Linked DNA regions of Homo sapiens: all the other regions are linked to region 2. A link is a loop called in an ENCODE intact Hi-C map of the cell type or tissue named here. Cell type or tissue: HCT116. All regions are shown on one strand.

Evidence for each region. Hi-C counts contacts between places; a loop is a spot of excess contacts. Peaks named below come from ENCODE experiments on the same cell type or tissue, not always from the same donor. Only the 100,000 strongest peaks of a DNase experiment are listed, where the experiment ranks them.
Region 1: it touches region 2 in a loop (7-fold over the local background); 37 of 110 quality-filtered maps call a loop at or near these places.
Region 3: a loop joins it to region 2, with 7 times the contacts of the local background. A loop is called at or near these places in 33 of 110 quality-filtered maps.

What each region holds. Positions count from the first base shown.
Region 1 is chr6:159,130,078-159,138,077 of GRCh38, reverse strand. No RefSeq gene overlaps it. Among named protein-coding and RNA genes, the nearest start is that of FNDC1, 35 kb to the left of the region's middle. In HCT116, a CTCF peak has its summit at 3,152 (motif pointing right); DNase peaks (open chromatin) are centred at 2,855 and 3,157; H3K4me3 peaks cover 378 bases.
Region 2 is chr6:158,700,215-158,708,214 of GRCh38, reverse strand. It overlaps SYTL3 (synaptotagmin like 3), which reads right to left. Exons shown (of 18, transcript NM_001242394.2): 7 at 934-985. Among named protein-coding and RNA genes, the nearest start is that of SYTL3, 54 kb to the right of the region's middle. RefSeq lists enhancers at 1-468, 3,316-3,365. In HCT116, CTCF peaks have their summits at 1,633 (motif pointing right) and 3,834 (motif pointing left); DNase peaks (open chromatin) are centred at 894, 1,634, 3,560 and 3,904; H3K4me3 peaks cover 2,031 bases; H3K27ac peaks cover 5,999 bases.
Region 3 is chr6:159,100,443-159,108,442 of GRCh38, reverse strand. It overlaps LOC112267968, which reads left to right. Exons shown (of 5, transcript XM_047419645.1): 2 at 3,139-3,221. LOC124901449 reads right to left here and starts at 1,431. Exons shown (of 5, transcript XR_007059837.1): 1 at 795-1,431; 2 at 290-694. RefSeq lists a silencer at 594-663. In HCT116, a CTCF peak has its summit at 4,150 (motif pointing right); DNase peaks (open chromatin) are centred at 1,522 and 4,163.

The DNA.
Region 1 (8,000 bases), 430 kb before region 2:
ACATCCACGCAATTGTGCATCCCGAAATCCTCAGGCCTTTTTTTTCTTTACGATTTCAAGTAAAATTCCATTTCTGCTACAATGCCTGCAGGCCACAATAAATAATATCTCCAGCAATTTCAGCTTTCAATGTCGCCACAATCCTCGTGCCAAATTTAATCAGAAAAGCTGAAGTTGCAACCCCCTCAGCTATGAATGTATAAATGTGTTTTCCCTTTCACCATATAATTGGGATAATAAATGTAACTCCCACAGAAACATCAGTATGCATCTGAAATGGAAAAAGGATTACATAAATCATCCCTGGACTTGGGGTATAAACTCATGCACATATTTTTCATTCTACTCTGTCAGTTGCACCAATAAATGCCAGAAATGGAGAAAGAGAGAGAAACAGAAACTTTCGGTAAATTTGCTAGAGCTATTATAAGTAAAAGTTCAAGAGTTACCTGAACAAGAACGTGAAACTGATTAAAAGCAATAACAATATCATACCACCCTTTCTGTAATAAGGTCAAATTAGCCACAGCTTGGTGGCCTAATTTGCCTCCTTTGCCCCAACCAGCCCTCTCCCAACCCCTCCCCACCATTCCCCTGACATGGCGCTTGCTGTGCCCGTTTCTCCACTGATGGACGGGCCCCCTGCCCTTTGCAGCCCGCCCCCAGCATCTTCTATGTCACCCTGTGGGGCCCACTTCTGTGTCACCCTAAGGGCCCTATTGGCCTTTAGTCAACTCTGATGGTGGGTCACGGGGCCGGTATAGTCCCCATCCAGTCCTCAACCTGACCCCCAGCCCAGACTCTGAATCGTGTGAGGGTGGGGTCCATGTCTTCATCTTTGCTGTTCAGCTGCAAAGCAGGGAGATTCCTAACAAGTCCTCAATTATGCCCCCTCCCCCCAACTGCAACATGACTTGGTGGACACTCCTGTCAAGAGGTGAAGTATGTCTTCACCCCGCTTGAAGCTGGGCTTGGCCAGTGGGACATCAACAAGGTGACAGGTGAGGGAGCCTTGCCCCAGCACCGCATGAAGGAGGAGCCCAGGCCAGTCAGCCAGCCGGGGGATGAGCCACACGTTGCCCTAGCTCCCATCGGCCAACCACAGGCCACAGGAGGGTGCCATCCTAGACCACCTGGCCCAGCCTGCCCACCAAGTGGTGAGAAATTATCAAAAGCCATTGTTTGGGGGTGAGTGGATAATGCATACATGACAGGAGAGGGACTATCTTAGTTTGCACACGCTCTGTCACCTTTGCCTACACACTCCCTGACACTGTAGATAGAGGACTCTTAGGTCCTAGAGATAGGTGGCCACAATTTCAAAAACACTCAGCACATTCATAGCTAATTATCCTGGAACTTGGAAGCAGCAAAGGCCCATGTTTGGGGATTACACTGGAGTCACATAATGTCTGAGAGGCCAAAATGACTCAGGAATACCCCACTCCCAACTTGCAGGGCCCCCAGATGAAGTATCACTCACTGCCTGAAAAACACAGACTCTACCCAGAGCTGCTGCATGTCCCACACGTGAGGAAGCTGGCCTCGCCTCCAGTGTGGATGCACATATGTGTGTGCACACAGACACACGTGCACGCCTGCATACATGCATGTGCACACACTGGTGTATGCACAGACTGTGCACAAGCAGGCACACACTTCCATGGCGGCAGTGCTTTGGCACGTGCAGCCCCATTGGTGACGGGTCCCCTGGCCTGGCCAGCCACAATAAGAGCTTGCTGCTTTCCAAGCCAAGGCAAATCGTCAGCGCTGGTGGCAGAGAAATTGCTCTCCAGCTCTGAGAGAAGGAAACCCCAGCCTCGGGGATTGGGGGGTTTGATTCTTCCCAAAGAGCCCTTATATGCTATAAGACCTCATGAGCAGTGTGTCTTTCAGGCCACCCTCCTCCTGAGGCTCATATGCCATATTCTCCCACACAGAAATGAGCAGTGACCCCTGGACAGATACACCTGAGACAAGGAGGACTGGGGCTTCCTTCTTGACTTCCTAGGAGACTTTCAGAAAGGTTACTGCTGGGATACAAAGAATGAAAACAATGAAAAACAGTGACAGCTTTGCCTTGCTACACTATCCGTTAATTATTTACATTTCCATATACGTCTCTCCTCTCCCCACTGCATGTAATTATAAGCTGTTCTTGGGCAAGAATCACATAATTTTAATATTGTTAAGCAAAATGCTACAGACAACATGAAATACATTGTGACTTGAATCAACATGAAAAGAAGTAATTAATCTCAATGTCGATTATTTTTAAGTGATTACAGATCCAGTCTCCACCGATAAAAGGAAGCAAAGAGTGGAGTTCATCAATACCAAAATAGATTTTCTTGAATCCAGACAATTTGGATGGCCTGGTGGAGAGAATGCAGGACTGGGAGTTTGAACACCTGCTCTATGTGTGCATTCCTGGGTCTGCCCTCAATCAAATACATGATGCTGCTACACTGACATATTCATCTGGACCTCAGTTGCATCATTTGTTGTTCACACAAGCTCAACACTTGACCCAGTGTTAAAGGGAAAACCTGCAGACCTCCACATTTGAATTACTTCATTTTTACTGTAATAACACATAAAAATACACAATTATAAAATAAGGTGTAAGCTGGACATATAGCGCTTAAGTATCACCAAAGTACATTTTTAAAGTAATTAGTAACAACACTAAAATCATTAGAGTTCAATTGGCCAAACTAACATGAGAGAGGATGTCGCATTTCTGAAACTGAATTGCCACCCATCACTGAAGGTGGACTGAAGGCACAAGCCTTTTGCGCTGGGCTTGCTTATTCCATAGTGTGCTGCGGTTTTCGAACTGCAAAACTTTTACTGGTACAGGGAGCCCAGGCTGTGCTGGCAAATGTGAAAACAGAACTGCAGTGCAGGACGTGATTGGAAAGCAATCATCCACATCTCCCATAAGATGCTTATATTTTCACTTTCATCAAAATTTAAACCAATTTTTAATCTTGTAAAGAATTCAGAGGCTTTCCAGATTGTGTCACAATAGTCTAGCTGGGGAAACTCTGTAATCACAGACCTGTAAGGACCTTCAAGATTTAACAATCCATTCTGCTCAAATTTAACCTTGTGGGAATCGTAGAAACATCCACTGCAGGGCATGGATCTACCACCAGAGGGAAACAGAGAGCCATCGTGGTAAAGAAGTGGTGGCAATAGCGACAGCCTCCTCCCTGTTGGCAAAGAGCTACTTGGGCCAAGCTGCACGGCCATTCTCCCCCATGGATCCTAAAACAGTTCAACTACAATATGCATGTGGTGGGTATGCAACTAATACATACAAACTCATTCCTTTAGTCAAATAAGAGGGTTCTCTCTTTTTATTATTTTCTCTTGATTTACTTGTTTATTGAGCAAACTTTGAGTGCCTATTGTGTGCAAGAAAAGGCAAGTCTGGGTGTGCACTCAGGACTCAGGCTGCCCACAGAAATCTGAATTGATTTCTAACCCGAGCTGAGGTGACAGCTCTCAGAGGTTCTGTCTCCAAAATTCCCTAGTGAGGATCTTCGCAAAGCGCAGGGTCTTTGCGGTGGAAAGGCGGGAGGGTGTTTGAAACAGCAACAGGAGATAAGCGGGGTGTGTGGCTGAGCTGGGAAAGGAGGGGGCATGCTGCTTCGGCTGCGACCAGGATTCGTCTCTATAGAAAATAATCTGTCTGAAATACCATTCGGCCCAGCAATCCCATTTACTGAGTATACACCAAAAGGAATAGAAATCGTTCTGCCATAAAAACACATGCATGTGTGTATACATTGCAGCACTGTTCACAATAGCAAAGACGTGGAATCAACGTAAATGCCCACCAATGGTAGACTGGATAAAAAAAAATGTGGTCCATATACACCATGGAACACTATGCAGCCATAAAAAGGAACAAGATCATGTCCTTTGCAGGGACGTGAATGGAGCTAGAGGCCATTATCCTTAGCAAACTAATGCAGGAACAGAGAACCAAACAAGGCATGTTCTGACTTAGAAGTGGGAGCTAAATGTTGAGGACACATAGAGGGGAACAAGAGACACGGGCCTATCGGAGGGTGGAGAGTGGGAGGACAAAGATCAGGAAAAATAACTAATAGATACTAGGCTTAGTACCTGGGTGATGAAATAATCTGTACAACAAACCTGCATAGTTTATCTGTATAACAAACCTGGACATGTTCCCCTGAACCTAAAATGAAAGTTACATTTAAAAAAGAGAAAGAAAGAAAGAGAGAGAGAGAAAGAAAGAAAGAAAGAAAGAAAGAAAGAAGAGAAAGAAAGAAAGAAAGAAAGAAAGAGAAAGAAAGAAAGAAGAGAAAGAAAGAAAGAAAGAAAGAAAGAAAGAAAGAAAGAAGGAAAGAGAAAGAAAGAAAGAAAGAAAGAAAGAAAGAAAGAAAGAAAGAAAGAAAGAAGGAAAGAAAGAAGGAAAGAAGGAAAGAAAGAAAGAAAGAAAGAAAGAAAGAAAGAAAGAAAGAAAGAAAGAAAGAAAGAAAACGAACTAAGGAAGAACTCTGCTTTCTAAGCCATTCATTCAACCCACCAAGCAATTCCTGAGTGGCAGCTGTGTGCTCCCATGTGGTAGGTGTTTGGGTATAGAAAATGAGGAAGATATGTAAGACAAGCTCCCCATCCTCACAGAGCTCCCCATGATCTGGCTCAGCAAACAAAACCAATATGTGAAAACACGAGAGAAATCAATACTAAGCGGATGCTGGAGAAAATGAAGGTGTAAGGAGCCGGGAGGAAGGGCAGGACACCACTGTGAATGACGAGCGAAGGGGCACCAGGGAAGATGTGGTGGAAAGGAGCAATGGGGATCCTAATACCTGTAATGCAGCCCCTGGTGGGGGTGTGATGTAGCTTTATAAGAAATGTCTGTGCAGCCACATTGACTTTCCTGGGGGAAAATATCATAGCCTTTGTGGCAGGGAGGTGGCTGAGGCGAGAACCAGGGCTGGTCAGCAACAACACCCACATTGCAGGAGCCATCCCTCAGCCCTGCCTCGCAGCCTTCCCTGTTGTGGCTGGAACCCCAGGGGCGTCCCGTGTGGACTGTGGCCAAACCCTTCCCGTGTGTCCTGCCCACAGCCACCCGCCGCCCCTTCTGCCCTCGGTGCTTGCTCCAGCCCCCGGTGCCACAGACTCCCTGCCGCTGCCACAGGCGTGGGGTGGAGGGCAGGGCCTCCTCTCCATTTTCCGGGGCACTGCGCCATCTCTGCCTCCAAAGCAGGATCGCCTGATCGCCTGGGCCCCAGGCCTCACAAAGCCCAGCCCCTCACAACTCCTCCCACAGGTGCCCTCTCTGGAAGGGTGCCAGAGCCTTCCCGTCCCCTGCCTTGGACCCTCTCTGCCAGCTTCTCTGCCCAAGCCCCCTCTCTCTTCCAGCCACAAGACAAAGCCTCATCTCTGCTTTGCACCAGAAATCACAAAGTATCTTTTTCTTCTGTGTGGCCCAGGGTGGGAAATGGTTGTTCCTGGATCCTGTCCATGAATCTGACCTTGACAGCAGTTTGTGTACCCTGAAAGGGGCCAAAGTAAAAAGAGAGGAGGGTGAAGAATCAAAATCAATGTTGCATTCAGAAGTCAAGTGCATAGAGAGAAGCTGCTCCAAGAATGACCACAAGCGGTCTAATCTATTTACAAAGTTTTGTGTCAAGAGATAAGTCCCGGCCTTTGGGTAGGAAAGTTTGGTAAAGCTGAAATTATGGGAAATTATGGTTTTGTTTCTTTAAACTTGGAGTTTCCACTCCCTCATAAACATCCATTCTTTCAAAAAAAAAAAATAACAATTACACACCTAGAAAATTCCAGGCATCCTCCTAAGTCTGGGACTACAGAGAGAAAAATAACACAGCCCCCATCCTAGAAAAACTCAGTGTGCTGTGTACTAGAGGCAGGTATATCCACATACAATTGTAATTCAACCAAAAGTCTTCATGGGTGCACGTGTGTTTGTAAAATATGCCACAATTAGAGCCTCTCAGCACTCAGTTTTCATGGTCCTGGATATTTTAATTTCATACACAAGATTAAAGACAGCTAGGGGCCACTAGAGGTGGGGCTACCACCCTGTAGGCTTGGATAAGAAAACATTCAAAGACCAACAAGAGACCAGAGGACCACACACAACATAAGCCATTAATAACAGAATGTGGTGGCCGAGGAATCCCCAGCCACGACTGAGAGGAAGGGATGCTTCTTAAACCTGATGCAACTTTCTTTAGTATTTAGGGGAAGGGACAAAAGTTACACTTATCAAAACAGCAAAGCGTGCCAAGGAGTGGCTGCTGTAAACACCAAATAAGACGGAGGTCAGGAATCAGATCCGGGGGTTACAAAGCACAGCAGGAAAACCAGACACCCAGACAGAAAGACAGGCCCAGGGAGCAGGTCAGATGGAATGGCGTCTTGGTCACCTGGGGTGGCCATGACAAACTGCCACGGACTGGGGGGCTTGAGCAGCAACAACAAAAAAATCATCTTCTTTCCATTTTGGAAGCTGGAAATCCAAAATCAAGGTGTGGCAGGGTTGCTGTCTTCCGATGACCCCTTTCCTTGCCTTGCAGACAGCCCTCCTCTGCCCGCGTCTTCCCTCCATACATGTCTGTGTCCTACTCCCTTCTTACAAGGACTCCCATCATCGTGGATTAGGGCCCACCCTAATCACCTCATACTGACTTCATCACCTATTTAAAGACCCTGTCTGCAAGTACAACCACATTCTGAGGTACTGGGGGCGAGGACTTCAATATATAATTTGCAGGGGGGTTGGGGACACAATTGAGCCCATGGCAGATGGCAACCTTGGTAGGCCTCTCTCCCTACTAAGCACGTGCCTCCCTTGGGGAGAGCAAGAAGCTACTGGTGAGGATGAAGGAATTCACGCCGCAATTGGGAAGGACCAGACAGCAGCATCTGACCTGTGAACCTCAGACCCCAGCAAGGCACAGAGCTATGGCAAGGAATTCCGGATGTGCTGTCCAGTTACAGAAAGAACAATCCACAAGAATCCTCAGCTGTCACGGAGGCTTGGCTGTTCCCAGACAAGGAGGTGGCTCCTCCCCAGTGCTGCAGGGCAGATGCCCCCAGGCTTATGGAGGGCGGACGGGCTGCAGGGAAGCGAGTGTCCTCGGGACTCCTGAGATGAGCGGGGTCTGCTCAGCAGCTGCATCAGAAGCACTCGGGACCTGTGGAAACACAGACTGCTGGGCCACCCCTTCTCTAGGATTCCCGGGTCTGGGGCGAGGCCTGCCAGGGTGCGTTCTTCACCAGGTCCCAGGTGGTGCTGACCTGGGAGTCCATAGGCCACATCTGGAGAAGCCCTGGCTTGTGGGAAGTCCCACGCCCTGTTCTAGCATCATTTTCTCATTCTCAGTCCATCTTTCACCTGGTTGAGGTACATCTTCAGGAAAGATTTTCAGGGCAGCCCCACCTCACAGCCCAGCGTGCAGCCTCTGCTCCCAGCCTCCGCTTTGGAGGGTGATGCTTGGCCTCTCTCTGGCTTCACTTCTTCCCACCAGCTGAGGAATCCGAAAGGCCAGAGAGGTGTGCCCACCACAGACCATGTGCCCCTCTGGTCCCCTCCTGACACCCAGGGCCCCGGAATTCCTGGCCACAGAGGCCCTAAGTCTGCTCTCAGGGTCCACATGGGCCTCCTGCCAGGTGTGTCTCTGGCGACTAATCAGGGCCGGACCTCCCACAGTGGAAGGGGCAGTTTCCTCAGAGACACACGCAGTGGCTTGGGAATGGAAGAACACCGGAACGGCATTGCTATTCTGTTAAGAAAGCGCTGATGGTGGGGCAGGGGCAGGTGAGGCACCGAGCCAGGCTGGGCACTGCTGTCAGGCGGCAGTAAGAGCAGGACCCAGCTCCACGCGATGCCACCTTGAGATGGCGCCACAGGTGACTGGCGTCCCCTTGTCCTGGAGCAGAGCTTCCACCAGGGCCTTCAAGTAATCATGAAAAATGAGAGG
Region 2 (8,000 bases):
TTTTTTTAAACTGCCTCACTTTTTGGAAAAATAGCCAGCAGCCCTGCTTGGACCTGCTGCTCTACGAGGGGCATGATTTCCTGGTATCTATATGAGGGCGATGCTGCCTAAAGTCTGGGTACTCCGCCCCACTCAGTCATGTGTTCTGAAACAGCCTGGGTGCTCCGGCCTGGACCTGCCACCTGGCTGCGGGGAAACCCCTGGTTCCCATCTGCGCTCCCGTGTTCTCTTAGCACAAACCACACCAGCAGAAGCGCCAAAAATGTTGTGGATGTGAGAATCAACCACGAAGCAAACTGGAAGCTTGTGCTAAAAGAAATGGGAAAGAACAGGGGAGGAAAAAAATGAAAAAGTCTCGATATTGGAAAATTTCACCATGGGCCAAACAAAATAGCAGCTGGTGGGGAGCTTTCAGAAACACTTTAATAAATTGAGTGTAATCAGGTGTGTGAATTATGGCCAGCTTCATGACTGCTCAGTTTTTAGAATTTTGTGCAAAGAAGTTCACATCTCTCAGGCCATTATTCAATTCTATCAATGTTTATTTCACCAGTATCTCTAACGCGCCAGGCGCTGGGTAGGGTGTTAGAGATAGGCATGATTAATCAAAGCACATGCTTGCTTTAGAATTTCACTTAAGCGCAATTAAACATAATATTTAGTTTCCTTATAACACTTCAGGAGAATTTAAGAAGTAGAGCTGAATGTCTAGTGAGAAAATACTATGCTAACTAGAAGGTTTCTCATGAGAATCTGGAAACATCTCTGCTTTAATCTTTTTCAGGAACTTTATCTTTAAAAGAAAAAAAAAAAAAAGAGTCACATTCCAAAGCAGTGACATGTGAAAGTCAAGAGACCTATAAGTTCTTGCAGAGTGTCCTCTGCGCTCCTGCCCCGGAGGGCCAGGGACGGTCTGTCCTTTGTAACACTCACCTCAGCTTCTGATAAGATTGCAAGAGCTGCCCTCCAACTGTCTCATGTTTGCCTGCGAGAGATATCCATAGAGGGCGTTTATTATTAAGAATAGCACTTAGCTAATGTAAATACAGGAAATAGTAGATTAAAATTATTTTCTCTAGTATCATTTCTTGTGATTAAAAAGTAAGAGATCATTTTGAGGTGATAGAAATGTTCCAAAATTAGAGTGTAGAGATGGTTGTACAACTTTGTAAATTTACTCAAAATCATTGCATTGTAGACTGAAAAGACACATTTTATGTTATGGAAATTGTACTCTCCTAAAGTCATTTAAACATACACACACATTATGAAACCATAATTGTTGGGAATGACTACTTTTATTAAAAGTTGATATTGGATTAGATTTTCTAAATCTTCCATTCGTCCTTTGGAAACATTTCATAATGGAATGAATCTATTCCTGTAAGCTTGCCTTGTGATGAAGATTAAATTAATCTTTTAAAAACTGTAATCTACTTATTTCTAGTTACAGAGGCTAATAATTTCCTAAATAAGACTGCATCTGATATAGTACTCTTTTTGTTTCAAGAAAAGAGGTTTTTATGATGTGTTAAGACGCCAGAAATAAAACTCAGCATGTTCCCAGTTCTGTGAACACAGTGTTCCCTGGCCAAATGCATAGGAAGAGACCAGTCCTCGTCCAGCAGGGGGCTGGGAAGGAAGCAGCATTCTCCTGCTAAGGGAGGTTCCCAGAGGGCTCCACTCTGCCCAATACACAGACCAGAACACCGGGCCTGCCACCCTGGGAGGCAGTCTAGCTCCTGTGCCGAAGCTTGGGGGATTTCAGCCATTCCAAAAAAACCATTTACATATGGAAACATCACTTCCATAAGACCCACTGAAGGACACGGACAGTAAGAAAATCAGATGGGCTGGCCTTTGGGAGGGCAAATAGCATGTGATGTTAAGCTCTCAACACCAAGCCCCAAGCCTCAAAGGAAGAAGGCAGCCCCTAGATCAGGGTCCTTAGCCAGGCTGGCCATAGCGAGTGCAGGAGTCTTTGAAATCATGGCTAAAGTTCCGAGTCCACCTGCCTGTGTGCATTTTCTGGGGTTCATCTGGGGGACATCTGGCTTTCACAGGATTCTATAAGGCACCTGTGACCCTTCCCCTCCCCATTAAGAAATACTTCCCTAAGACAGAATGAAAAGGTACAACACAGTCTTGCCTGAAGCCCGGGCACTCAACTAGTAGGACCAGCTGGTCAGGGACCAAAGCTAGCACCTGCAGGAGCCCCCTGAGAGAAAACATCCAGGTCCAAGCAAAAAACAGCCTGACTGCAGTGTGCTGGCCATGGAAGCAAGAGAAAAACAGCCACGCTGCTCATCCTGCCCATCCTGGGGCGAGCACAGACCTGGGAGACAGCTGGTGCACAGCAGTCTGCGGGCGGCAATATACCACAGGGTGCTCCTGTCTCTGGATCCCCCTGCCCTATGTGGCCTTACAGCCATCACTGTCACCCTGTTCCTGGGTCCCCCATGCCCTACGTGGCCTTACAGCCCTCACCTATCACCCTGTCCCCAGGTCTATGTGACCTTACAGCCCTCACTGTCACCCTGTCCCCAGGTCTATGTGACCTTACAGCCCTCACTGTCACCCTGCCCCGAGTCCCTCCTGCTCTATGTGACTTTCCAGATCTCACTGTTACCCTGCCCCCAGGTCCCCCCCCGCTGCTCTATGTGACCTTACAGCCCTCAGTGTTACCCTGCCCCGGGTTCTTCCTGTCCTACGTGGCCTTATAGCCCTGTCACCCTGTCCCCAGGTCCCTCCTGCCCTATGTGACCTTACGGCCCTCAGTGTTACCCTGCCCCGGGTTCCTCCTGTCCTACGTGGCCTTACAGCCCTCACTGTCACCCTGCCCCGGGTCCCTCCTGCCCTATGTGGCCTTACAGCCCTCACTGTCACCCTGTCCCCAGGTCCCTCCTGCCCTATGTGGCCTTACAGCCCTCACTGTCACCCTGTCCCCAGGTCCCTCCTGCCCTATGTGGCCTTACAGCCCTCACTGTCACCCTGTCCCCAGGTCCCTCCTGCCCTATGTGGCCTTACAGCCCTCACTGTCACCCTGCCCTGGGTCCCTCCTGCCCTATGTGGCCTTACAGCCCTCACTGTCACCCTGTCCCCAGGTCCCTCCTGCCCTATGTGGCCTTATAGCCCTCACTGTCACCCTGCCCCGGGTCCCTCCTGCCCTATGTGGCCTTACAGCCCTCACTGTCACCCTGCCCCGGGTCCCTCCTGCCCTATGTGGCCTTACAGCCCTCACTGTCACCCTGCCCTGGGTCCCTCCTGCCCTATGTGGCCTTACAGCCCTCACTGTCACCCTGCCCTGGGTCCCTCCTGCCCTATGTGGCCTTACAGCCCTCACTGTCACCCTGCCCTGGGTCCCTCCTGCCCTATGTGGCCTTACAGCCCTCACTGTCACTCTGTCCCTGGTTGTGGCAACAGTATCCTGAGGCACAGTCACCAAAAAGCCACATCCCTCTTAGAGAATCTGAGGCTATCACACTACCACCTGGAACCCTTCAGTGACTCCCTATGGCGTGGTCTGAAGTCCAGGCCCACGTGGCTTCCGGGGTGCCCCACCCTGCGGGGTCACCCCTCCGCCTGCAGGCCTTGCCCTTTCACTCCAGCAAACCAATTGTCCCTTATTGCCCTGCCTACCCGGTGAGGCCGGCCCTGCCTGCACGATTACTGTCACCCCCACCTCGTCTCCTCCTGCTATCCCCCACGGGCAGTTCTGCCTCAGGTCCACATCTCAGACCCCAGCTAGGAAACCTCCGCTTCGGCCCGGGTCGCAAATCCCCCGCGTCCCCGCTGCGGCTCCTGCACGGACCGGGCGTGCGCGTGGCTTTCTGCTGCCCCCTGCCGGCTGCAGCGACGCGGGGCACAGGCGGGGCCTGGGTCAAGGCTGGAGAGGGAACGTTGCACTGTGCTGGCCCCAGGGAGGGGCCCGTCACAGCTGCTCAATTCCGCCCTATGACAGCAGCCACAGACAGTAATAAAGGGCAGGCGTGCCCGTTCCCACGAAACTTCATGGGCACTGAAATTTGAATGTGTCACAAAGATTATTCTTTTGTTTTTTTTTTTAACCATTTAAAAATGTAAAACCCGGCCAGGTGTGGTGGCTCACATCTGTAATCCCAGCACTTTGGGAGGCTGAGGCAGGCGGATCACTTGAGGCCAGAAGTTCGAGACTAGCCTGGCCAACATGATGAAACCTCGTCTCTACTAAAAATACAAAGATTAGCCTAGCCGGGCATGAGGTCACACGCTTGTAATCGCAGCTACTCGGGAGGCTGAACTCAAGAGGCAAAGGTTGCAGTGAGCCCAGATTACACCACTGCACTCCAGCCTGGGAGATAGAATGAGACTCCATCTCAAAATAATAATAATAATAATAATAATAATAATAATGATAATAATATAAAACCCACTCTTAGTTCACAGGACATATGAAAGCATGCAGGGGGACCCGCAGGTCCCACTCTGCCCCCTGCCTCACTGCCCCAGTTGTGGGCTGTTGCTCTCAGCAGGGCAGGGGTTGCTAGAGACACAGAGCCCCAGGCAGCCTCCAGCCTGCAGAGCCCCAATCCCATTGGAGCAAGATCCGGGCAGATTTGAGAACTCAAGGAAGTTGGAGCAGCACTGCCCTGTGTGGCTTTTACCAGCCCACTGTTGACTGTCATTTCACTTCTTCTCTTTGATTCCTCAGTTGTTTCTTCCTAGAAGCTTCCTTAAAGAGCCCTGAATTTTGACCTCTTGTTAACATGTCAGTATTCGCGCAAGGAGCTGTGAGATGCTCACAGACAGGCATCCCTCGAGAGGCAGGTGTTTTGGACCAAGGGCCCCCACCACCCTGCCCGGTCTGGCTGGCGAGTGACTTTAGCAGGGATACCCGTCTTTGCCAGGGACAGGAACAGCTGCAGGCCAGGGCCCAGGTCTGAGGCTGCCAGGGCTTGTCTCAGGCACATGGCTGGTTGGCAGCCGTGTCTGCCAGGCACGGCGCGGAGCATTTTGCACACATTTGCTGCTCGGGTGGTTGCCAGGTGTCATCCCAATTTTTTTTTTTTTTTTTTTTTTTTTAAGACAGAGTCTTGCTCTGTCGCCCAGGCTGGAGTACAGTGGCACGATCTTGGCTCACTGCAACCTCCGCCTCCCAGGTTCGAGTGATTCTCCTGCCTCAGCCTCCCAAGTAGCTGGAACTACAGGCGCCCGCCACCACACCTGGCTAATTTTTTGTATTTTTAGTAGAGATGGGGTTTCACCGTATTAGCCAGGATGGTCTCGATCTCCTGACCTTGTGATTCGTCCGCCTCGGCCTCCCAAGGTGCTGGGATTACAGGCGTGAGCCACTGTGCCAGGCCCCCAATTTTATAAATGAAAAGCGAGGCTCAGGGATAAGGTGTCATGGGCCCAAAGTCACAACGTCTACAAGTGACAAAACGGATTTTGTACCACAACTTGCCTAAAAAGCCTGCAGGAAGTCAGAAAAAGTGTACAAATATAACTTAGGGTGGGGAGCGGGTGGGGACAAGACCAAAACGGGGATAGTCGAGGGCTGTACAGACACGGGGTCACCGCTCTGCTTCTATTCGAACATTTTCCTAATACAAAGCCGGGGGGAAACGACCACCTGGAAACCAACAACCATGTCCCAGAAAGCTGAGTAACTTCTTTTCCCCCCCTCTTGTTTTTGAGACGGGGTTTTACTCTGTCACTCAGGCTGGAGTGCAGTGCTGTGATCATAGCTCACTGTAGCCTCTCACTCCAGGGCTCAAGCGATCCTCCCACATCAGCCTCCTCCAGGAGGCAGAAGAGACCACTTGAGGCCAGGAGTTTGAGACCAGCCTGGGTAACTTAGTGAGACTATGTCCTATAAAAAAAAAAAAATTTTTTTTTTTTTTTTTTTTGAGACAGAGTCTCACTCTTGTTGCCCAGGCTGGAGTACAATAGCGCGATCTTGGTTCACTGCAACCTCCGCCTCCCGGGTTCAAGTGATTCTCCTGCCTCAGCCTCCCAAGTAGCTGGGATTACAGGCGTGAGTTACCAGACCCAGCTAATTTTTTTTCTACAAAAAAAATTTTAAATGAGCTGGGCATGGTGGCATGTGCCTGCAGTGATCCTCCCATCCAGCTACTCAGGAGGCTGAGGTGGGAGGATAGCTTGAGCCCAGGACTGACAGGCTACAGTGAGCTATAATCGCAGCACTGCACTCCAGCCTGAGTGACAGAGTAAAACCCTGTCTCAAAAACAAGAAGGGAAGGGGGAATCTAGACACACAGGCAGATGGGCACAGAGGGGAGACAATGTGGAGACAGCCCCGTGACCATCAGGGCAGAGACTGGGGTAATTGCTGAGACCCACTAGAAGCAGGAAGAGGGAGGCAGCGTTCTACCCTAGCACCAGCAGAGGAAGCATGGCCCCACTGACACCTCAATTTCGGCCTACCAGCCTCCAGAACTGGGAGATGATACATTTCTGTTGTTGGAGGATCCCCAGGTTGTGGCACTCTGTTACTGCAGCCCCAGGAGGCAAATCCAGAGGCCGCGGGTGCTTGAGTGACTACCTGCCTCTCCACTGTCCCTTTCTGCCACCCCCATCTCCTTCGCTCAGCCCCAGTCAAACAGAGCCTCCCAGCTGCCTGTGCCCACTCCAGGCCTTGTGCCTCTCCCCACGCCTCCTCCCCCCCAGAACAGCTCTTCATCTACACCCCAGCTCACACTCCTCCATGACCCTCTCCCCATGGCTCCTCCCCCCAGACAGTCCTTCATGTACACCCCAGCTCACACTCCTCCATGACCCTCTTCCCACGGCTCCTCCCCCAGACAGCCCTTCATCTACACCCCAGCTCACACTCCTTCATCTACACCCCAGCTCACACTCCTTCATCTACACCCCAGCTCACACTCCTTCATCTACACCCCAGCTCACACTCCTTCATCTACACCCCAGCTCACACTCCTTCATCTACACCCCAGCTCACACTCCTTCATCTACACCCCAGCTCACACTCCTTCATCTACACCCCAGCTCACACTCCTTCATCTACACCCCAGCTCACCTCCTTCATCTACACCCCAGCTCACCTCCTCCATGACCCTTCTAAGAGTTCATTCACAGGGATTCCATGACTGTCCTCACCAGGCTGGCCCCATTGTGGTTACTGTGCACGCCTGCACTAAAACTCCTCTGACTCCACTGTAATCAATATGCATCTGTCTCTCCCCTTTTTGAGGACATGGCCTCATCTTCTGCATCTCGCTGTCCCTGGTACCCAGAAGAGGGCTTGCCATATAAGAGGTGGTGCTTATAAATACAACAGGCCAGGTGCGGTGGCTCATGCCTGTAATCCCAGCACCTTGGGAGGCCAAGGAGGGCAGATCATGAGGTCAGGAGATCGAGACCATCCTGGCTAACACAGTGAAACCCCGTCTCTACTAAAAGTACAAAAAATTAGCCGGCCGTGGTGGCGGGCACCTGTAGTCCCAGCTACTCAGGAGGCTGAGGCAGGAGAATGGCATGAACCCAGGAGGCGGACCTTGCAGTGAGCCAAGATCGCTCCACTGCACTCCAGCCTGGGCGACAGAGCAAGACTCCGTCTCAAAATACATACATACATACATACATACAACATCAGTAGCAACCAACACTATTTTAACAATAGCAGGAAGCATTACTTCATTTGAGCTGTACAACCAAATGTGTATTAACACAAGGTCATTGGTTTTGCACAATTTAGCTTACATGTAATTTCATTAATTCATTCACATTAATTAAGTGCAATACACACAGGTACTTCGAGAGAGATAAGAATAAGTGACGCCGGGTGTGGTGGCTCATACCTGTAATCCCAGCACTTTGGGAGGCTGAGGTGGGAGGACTGCTTGAGCCCAGGAGTTCAAGACCAGCCTGGATAACATAGCAAGATCCCATCTCTACAAAATAAAATGTTTTGTTTATTTGTTTATTTATTTATTTATGAGACAGAGTTTCGCTCTTGTTGCCCAGGCTGGAGTACAATG
Region 3 (8,000 bases), 400 kb before region 2:
TTTGATGAAGGTGTTAGATATACAGAATCACTCTAATACTATGTCTGAAAAAAAAAATACTTCCCATTAAAGAGCAAGGTTGTAGGAACATTTTGAGGGCAGGAAAGGAAGAGCAACTCTTCACTCTACGCTCAAAAAAATCTCCCGCCTGGTCTCTGATAGCTTCATTTCTTTTCACGAGAAAATAAAGCATTACATTTCATAAAAGACAAGGCTTAGAAAGCTGACTTCAACTACTGTCATATTCCCAAGGGGAGCAAGGAAACGCAGGGGAAAACACAAGGCATACCCATTTTACAGATAAGGAGACTGAGGCTCTGTGGGGAAGGTTTAGCCGGTTGGCTGGGCTTGCGGGTGAGTTAGAGGAGGTGGCACTGCTCCAGCCCACATCCCTGGTTCTCAGGCATCCCTCTCTCCCGGGCTCCTCCATTAAACTCTGCGTGCCAGCCCAGGGCACCAATCATGGGCAGAGTGGGCTCTCCGCTGCCTCGTGGGGTCCCAGCAGAATTAACTTTCATGAAGCAAGTTAGAGAAAAGTTAAGAAGAGCAGCCTCAATGCAGGTTGCTAAAGCCCAGCCCCACTGAGCAGGTGCACGGAGCCAGCCTGCTGTTCTGCAAGCACAACCCGCTAGATGCCAAACCAGTGTGTTGCAGGTGGTCTGAGCCAGGAAGTAGATCTGAAGCTTCAGGGTAGCTGTGTGAGTGAAAAAAAAAAAAAAAAAAAAAAGAACGTGATTCCTATCTGACCGATGACTCAGAAGTATGAACTGGGGGGCCTTTCCTTCCTGACCCACCTGACAGGGCCATGGCCGACACAGCCGTGTGTACACCAGTGAGCCTGTCACATCGCGGGTCTGCTGTGACATTCTGTCGAGCCCGAGGCAGAATCCAGTGTGAGCAGATTTCTCACGCTCCAGGCTTCCCTCACAAAGCTGCGTTTCCCTCAGCTACTTCTTTACCTATTTGGAAAGAATAGCAGGAAAAGGAAAGATGGATCTTGGTGAATCTTCCAAAAATCCTGTACTGGATTCCAGAGCTGGACTACTCAAAGGTGTGAAATTGGATCTCCTCCTCTTTAAAAACTCTTTTCCTGGGGTCTTCATACTCCCCACTTCTTCCTCTCCCATAAAAACCTGGTTTTAGGAAGGGAAGACATCAAATCATTCACCTGGAGGAGTACATGAATAAGAGCACCTTACCATGTACTTGCCTTTTAACAGAGATCAAGAAACATTTTGCAAAGGAATGAGTGTTACCAGATAGGAAGTCGTGACTGTGAGTTGTCCAGGTTCTTGGCGTGTTGGACAAAGGATTTAATAAAATGCACAAAGCAACAAAGGAAGGAAGCAACGAAAGTGCAGGTTTATTGAAGTGAAAGTACACTCTATAGAGTGAGAGTTGGCTCGATCAACGAAGCAGCTCAAGAGCCCCATTTAGAATGTTCTTTGGGGTTTTTGTTAAGCTGAAATAATTTGGTAACACCCCTAGATTCCCTTTAGAGGCCTCCAATTGGTTACCCGCTATGATGGATGGGCCCCCAACCAATCAGAGGCTGAAGTGGAAACTTCCGTTTTGTTATCACAGGAGTGAGGTTGTGGCCTGTATGCTGCCTAATCTTGCCTAGAACTGGCTGCACCTGCTGTTCCTTTGCTTATGCCTTAACCCTTGGTTACCCTAATTCCCTATTCTCCTGCCTTATAAGGGTGGTGCTAGGCATTAGCTAGGACACAGATGGGGCATCTTAGACAGAAGAGGCTCATTCTTCACTCAAAAAGCCACACCTGGTTGTCTTTTTTTTTTTTCTCTAGTTCAATCATCCAGCTTTGTCCTGGACCTGGTCTGGGCGCACCGTGCTGGAGAGAGACCTGGCCCAGCCCACCAGCACGGCTTCTTCAGAGGACCTTTCTGGTCTACCTGATTCACCACAGCTTGATCATTTGCAGCCTGATTTTGCAGTTCATCTCTTTGTATTCATATGTATTCTGACTCCTCATTTACCCTATAAGATCATCTGAGGGGTAAAACCTGACCATCTTCCTTGTTCTTTCCTATCCTGGAAGGTCCATGTGATTTTTGACAATGAATATGATTTCTGTTTGTCTTTGGAATGAGTTTTTGCATTTGATTATCAGGGGGTTCGATGTTTAGGGATTTCTACTCTCAGTGAAATCTAATGCCACACCTGGCAGGAATTGGGTCCTTTTAACATGAGACTAAAATCCAATGAGCCCAGGCCAGGAAGACCTGATTCACAGGGGCCAGGGAGGGTGCTCACTTCTCCACTTCTGCACGAAGCCACCTCCAGTCTGGAAAGAAGCAACTCTTCCATTATCTGTTGGAGATTCCTTATTGCTTATAAAGTAGGAGTAAACAGAGTGTGTGAGATGTTGACCAAGCACGATGGGATGGAACAGATGCCCTCTCATTAATGCAGAGCATATGGCAGAGTTCTGTAGCCATTCTCAATAAAATGGAAAACAAGGTACTTTAAAATAAACACAGCTGGACACAGTCGAGAAAACAATGGTGATCTTTATTTTGCAGAAATGAAGTCAAAGTGTTGCTTACTGGTTGTCAAATAGCCACACATGAAAGGGGCTGGAAACACAGCCAATGTTCAGAGTTAGAGTCACTGCATTGGAGACCCAGAAATCAAGAGTCCTGATCACACCAAGCAGGCTAAGAGAGGGCTGGGGAGGGAGATTTCCACCCTGTCCTTTTCGGTCCCTGGTGCTTCCTCGGCCAGTGTGAGTACAATGATTTGCACAACTACTGCTTTCACTTAATGCAAAAATGGACTGATGTTTTAAGTTGAATCCAGTAGTTCAACCACTGGAGCTTCAGAAGGGTCCACAGCCCGCCCCTTTCTGCCGGAACTGTCTTATGTTATCATCTAATCAGGCATCCCTGGCCATTCACCAATGGTCCGAGAGTTGGGACCTCGTTGATAAATGTATTTATTCCGAATTTAGGTGTAAGTCCCTTCCAGGCAGTGCAGCAGAGCAGAGGATAACAAGGAGACAATTTGGTTTTCTCCATTTTGTTTAGGAACACACTTTTTACATGAGTGCCTTAAGTGCAGCTGCCGTTTCCTACCAAGCAAGACAATGATCAGCCCTGCTTTGTTTGTTCCCACAGCTCAGGAACCTGGCTCAGAGCTGCTCCTCAGTGCCAGCTGCTGGACTGGACAAGATTTTAGGCAAGGCACGGCCACACACCAGGTAGGTGAAAACCCACCACACTGAACCGCTGCCAGGGAGCCCATGAAGGCACTGAGCCTCTCCATGAACAGAGGCCTAACCTCAGCCTGCCTGGCTGATCTCATCTCTAGGGTGCTTTACATGACAGCAGCAGAGTGTGAGCCTGCTGCCCGGAGGAACTATGCAGGTGTAAGCAGCACCCAGCTTGTCCTCAGACACGTGGCAGCCCAGGGGCAAAACATCAGGTTGTTCACGAATCACCAAGGTATTTTTGGCATCATGTTATTATACTCCAAAAACAACCAAAGAGCAGGGGAAAAAAAAAACCCAATTCACAAAAGTAAAATGCAGTCCATCTAAGAGGGTTGTTTAAGTTTAAAGTTTTCTTTACTGAATTGGCCCAAACTGGATAAGCATTAATATCCCTCCCTAAGGCTCCCAGCCAGGCGGGACCAGGCAGAACAAAAGCTTGAGCCAGTTACTGGGCATTTGCCACAGGCCAGACGCCCTCACCATAGCCACATTGCATCATTCATCAAACCCACCTCAGGAAGTGGATGCGGTGATTCTCCCCGGGACACTCTGGGAGGGGGTAGCACAGATAATGAGAAAGACTAGGGATCCCAGGTCAGATATGGGGAATGCCAGAGCTTCGGGTCTTTGCATGAGTAAGGTTAGATAAGCCCGAAAGAGCACAACCAAGGGTCCGCAGAGAGCAGCAAATCAGAGACCACGCCAGGCAGTGGACAGCCCGTGGTCAAGCCCAAAGTGACCTCCAGGAAAGGAGGACATCCCTGTAATGACACTGCAGCCTCTCCCTTGCCCCAGCCCCACTCCCAGGGCACAATTCCAGGCTGCCTGGGGCACCAGAGCTCACATCCTCCCAGGCATGGGCAGGAGGGTCACCGACTGGCGCTGGAGGCTCCGCTGCTGCGGCAGAACCACGGGCTCCCTGCAGAGGGAGCCCTGACCCCTTCCGAGGCAGCAAAAACTAGCCGTGCTCAGACCTCCCTCCTGAGTGAAAGGTTCTGCAGTGTACACAGGTTGTTTGTGCTGGAAGCATTTCCACGGAGCCACAGCAGTGGATAGCTGACACGAAATTCCCTGGCTGTCTCCCATCGTTTGAGAATTAAGGTTATATAGCTGTTATCCGCACATCCTATCAGCCTTTGGGTTACAGGCTGTGATGTTGACTTTTGTGAAAGAAGCAGGGAGCGATGGGACAGGGAGAAAGGCCCGAGGGGGCCATTTGCAGGCACAGCCCTGTCCTCACCCGAGCCACCGCCACCCCAGAGTGGGGTAGCTGATACCCGGCAGGTTGCTGTTGGTGACTGAGCAGGTGTGGGGGGATCCAGATCCAGAAGAGAGGAAGGCGGGGAAGAAAGAGGAGTGCAGAGAGGGCTGAGCCTGCAGCGCTGTGCACTTAGGGGGCTTGCTTGAAGCCTCATTATCTGGGACATAACTGCAGTCAGACGGACTAGGGGGCTCCAGGAGGCTGATGATGTGAAAGGTGATGACAGATTTTCATTTTCCATTAGGAGATGAAAACTGCTTTCCCAAGCTCTCCAAACAGAAGAGAGACTTGGCTGAAGGTCTAAGTAATGCCTGAGGCCTCCAGGAGGGCCAGCGTGTCTGGTCGGGACCACGGTGCACCACGCAGTATTTGTTCCCCGGGGAAGCCACTCCTCTGCTACTGCACTCTGGAAGAGACTCCTGGGTCTCACAAGGGGGTGGAGGTGTCCGCAGAGGCCCTTTAAGGGGTGTGGTTAGAGAAGGCTTAAATTTGCTATCTGGGAACCTCATATCTGAATCTACACACCATGATTTTAACAATCATTTTTAGCGGTTATAACTTCAAATAAAGATTTCAAATTCTATATGGACGCTAATGATCTATTCCAAGCTAATATCCACAGTAGAGGAGAATGAGAAAATCTTGAATGGGAATCCAGTTTGTAGAAGAGTCAAATGATTTTGAGTCTCGAGTAAAGACGCTGCCGTGGTACACAGTATTCAAGACAGCACGTGAAATTAAAATGTGTCTAACTTCCGCTCCCGTCGATGAATTTCTGAACTTTTCCCCCGTGTTAGGGCCCAGGTCTCTCCAGTGCTTTCCAGGGCTACTATCTATAATTGGCAAATGATCCCCTCATACTATCCAATTGTTCTCCTTCCGAAGACCTACAAAAAGAAACCTGATTATCTTGCCAACTGCTCTGTGTTACCAGATGTTTAGTTTGAGAATATGAAGTGTACCTGTGAGAGTATCCAAGCGCAAAACACTTCTGGCCCAAGCTGGCTAGTCTGATCATGAGACCAAGCCTCAAAACCTTGAATTTTATATGAGCTTGACCCAATCAAATAGAACTTAAACATCTCCTGGAAGAAGGGGCAATGTCTTCATCCTCTTTGAGACTTCCTCCTACTCATGGGATTCCGTAGAGTGCTTTGCATACAGCAAGTGCTGAATAATTGAATTTTCTGCCCTGTGGTCACAGAGACCACACCATCCAAATGCCAGTGATAATCTTCAGTGACATTTACAGAGTCTATGTGAATCAGACTAACCACATCTTTAAATCCTGACCCAGTTTCACTCAGATTTGGCTGGACAACTGCCCTTAATAGCCCAGCTTCCAGACTGTCAATCACACAGCGATCTCCTGGACACCTTCTGTGAACCTGGCACAGAGATCAATGCTGGGGATGGGAAAATGAATACAGCAAGGTGTTCCAACATAGTGACAGGTGAGCAAGTCACTACAGGACAGGGAGACAGGTGTTAGAGACAGAGAGGGTGCTGGGCAGGCTTAGAGGAGGGTACCCAGGTCTTCCCAGGGGTCTAAGGAGGCACCACCCAGAGGTGAGATTTGAGTCGGATTCTGGTAAACATGGGAGTTTGCTGTGCCAGGCGAGGACCCTTCCAAGCAGAGAATAGCAGCGTTCTGAATGCCAGGGCGAGTTTGAAGGGTGCAGGGGACGCCATTTGAATTTGTGAGGCTACCTTGAAAACAAACAGGATAATAAGGGACAACTCCACTTCAGATGTCATATGTTATTCCTTTATTCATGGAATTCCTACTAAAGAGTGAGTCCTCAATATTTGGGAGGACATGAATGAAGCCCTTTGAGAATCTGCTTCTTTAAAAAAAAAAAAAAACAATCTCTGCCCCTCTCCCCCTTGAAGCAATCCTCAGACTCCTGTTTAAGAAATCCTGGTGTAGACTATAAAGTGCTTCCACCACGCTGCACCCTCAGCTACACTTGCAGATGCACTGGGGCTCTATTTCCCTGCCTCTGCCTCCACTGCCTGGTTTCCCTTCAGAACCACCCAAGTCCTTTTTCCCAAGAGATGTGTTGAGACGTGAAATTTCCCAGCGCTGAGCCTACCACCACACTCGGAGACTGGAACCCGCCACACGCCTGGCCCTGCAGACGAGCTAACACATGGGCAGCATGGTCCTGCCTCCTGCCCTGCTGCGGCGTTTCTCTTGAGCCCAGAGGCACCGCCTTAGCTCACTGTGTCCACAAACAGAACATTCTGGCATGGCCTGAATACAACTGACTCTTTAGATGACGGTCTCTGATGAGATCAACCAAATCAACAAATGTAATGAAAAGATAAGAATTGTTGATGTGCACAACAGGGCAAACTGAGAATCTGGGGCCTGATTTATGTCCTTCTGCTGCCAGTGATTCCTTCAGTTTGCCCCTTCTTTCTCTGAGCTTCTGGTCCCCCTTCTGTACGCAGGGGGTGAGGATTCCTGCCCTATTCATGAGGTAGACGAGAATTAAAATCAAGTGAGATGATGAGGGGGAAAGTGCTCTGAACTCTAAACCTTCTAAAATACCAAATATTATTATTATTAAAGAAATTATTGGGAAACTAATGATAGAATCACAGAGGGAAAATGGCATTTTACTACCACTCAAGAGCAAAATCTCAATAGAAAAACCAAAACAGCCAGCCAGTAGACAGGGAATACATAGCATCTGGCATTTGTTATAAGGTATTGTAAATATTTTTTACTTTTATGTGTTTATTATACAGTTTCAGAAAGGAAAAGGAAAGAAAAGGACCCAAGAACTCTCTGCTTTGTTGGATCAAGTGCAGGTTCTTCTAGAACACCGGCGGGTACAGAGTCAGGGCTCAGCAATGTCCGCTCTTATCGCGAAAGAGCCTGCTGACCTTGGAAAGACGCTGCTAAGACAAAGAGGCTGCCTAGGAAGGGGCCAGCCAGGCTGCTGTGGAACAGCTGGGCAGGGCCCTCAAGGGGGAGTCATGTCCCCACCACTCCCCCAACCCCCATTTGCTCCACCAGCCACTGCTTTTTCTAACACTCCACAACTTTGCCATCTGACTTCAGACTGGCTGTGGTGAGGGCTAGGATAGGTTGAGAGAAATGCAGGTGACCTCAGTGGAAAGCAAATCAAGCAAGGCACATAAAAGATCAAAGGTCGTTCAACAGATCTGTGAAGGTTTCATCCATTCACTGTGGTTCTATTTCCCTGCCTCTGCCTCCACTGCCTGGTTTCCCTTCGGAACCACCCAAGTCCTTTTTCCATAGTGCCTGCACGTCCCACTTCCAGGCACTATGCTGGGGCTGTGGAAATGAAAGAGACCACGTGCGTTACAACAGACGAGACAGGCAGATGAGCCAGACAAGTAGGTGACACAGGTTTGCAGGGAGACACCCACTCTAGGCTGCAAGTGGTCCCTGGGTTGAAATGCGGAGAGGGCCTCTTGGCAAGCAGCAGAGAGGGGCCAGGGTTAGCACACAGAGCCTGGCGAGATCGATC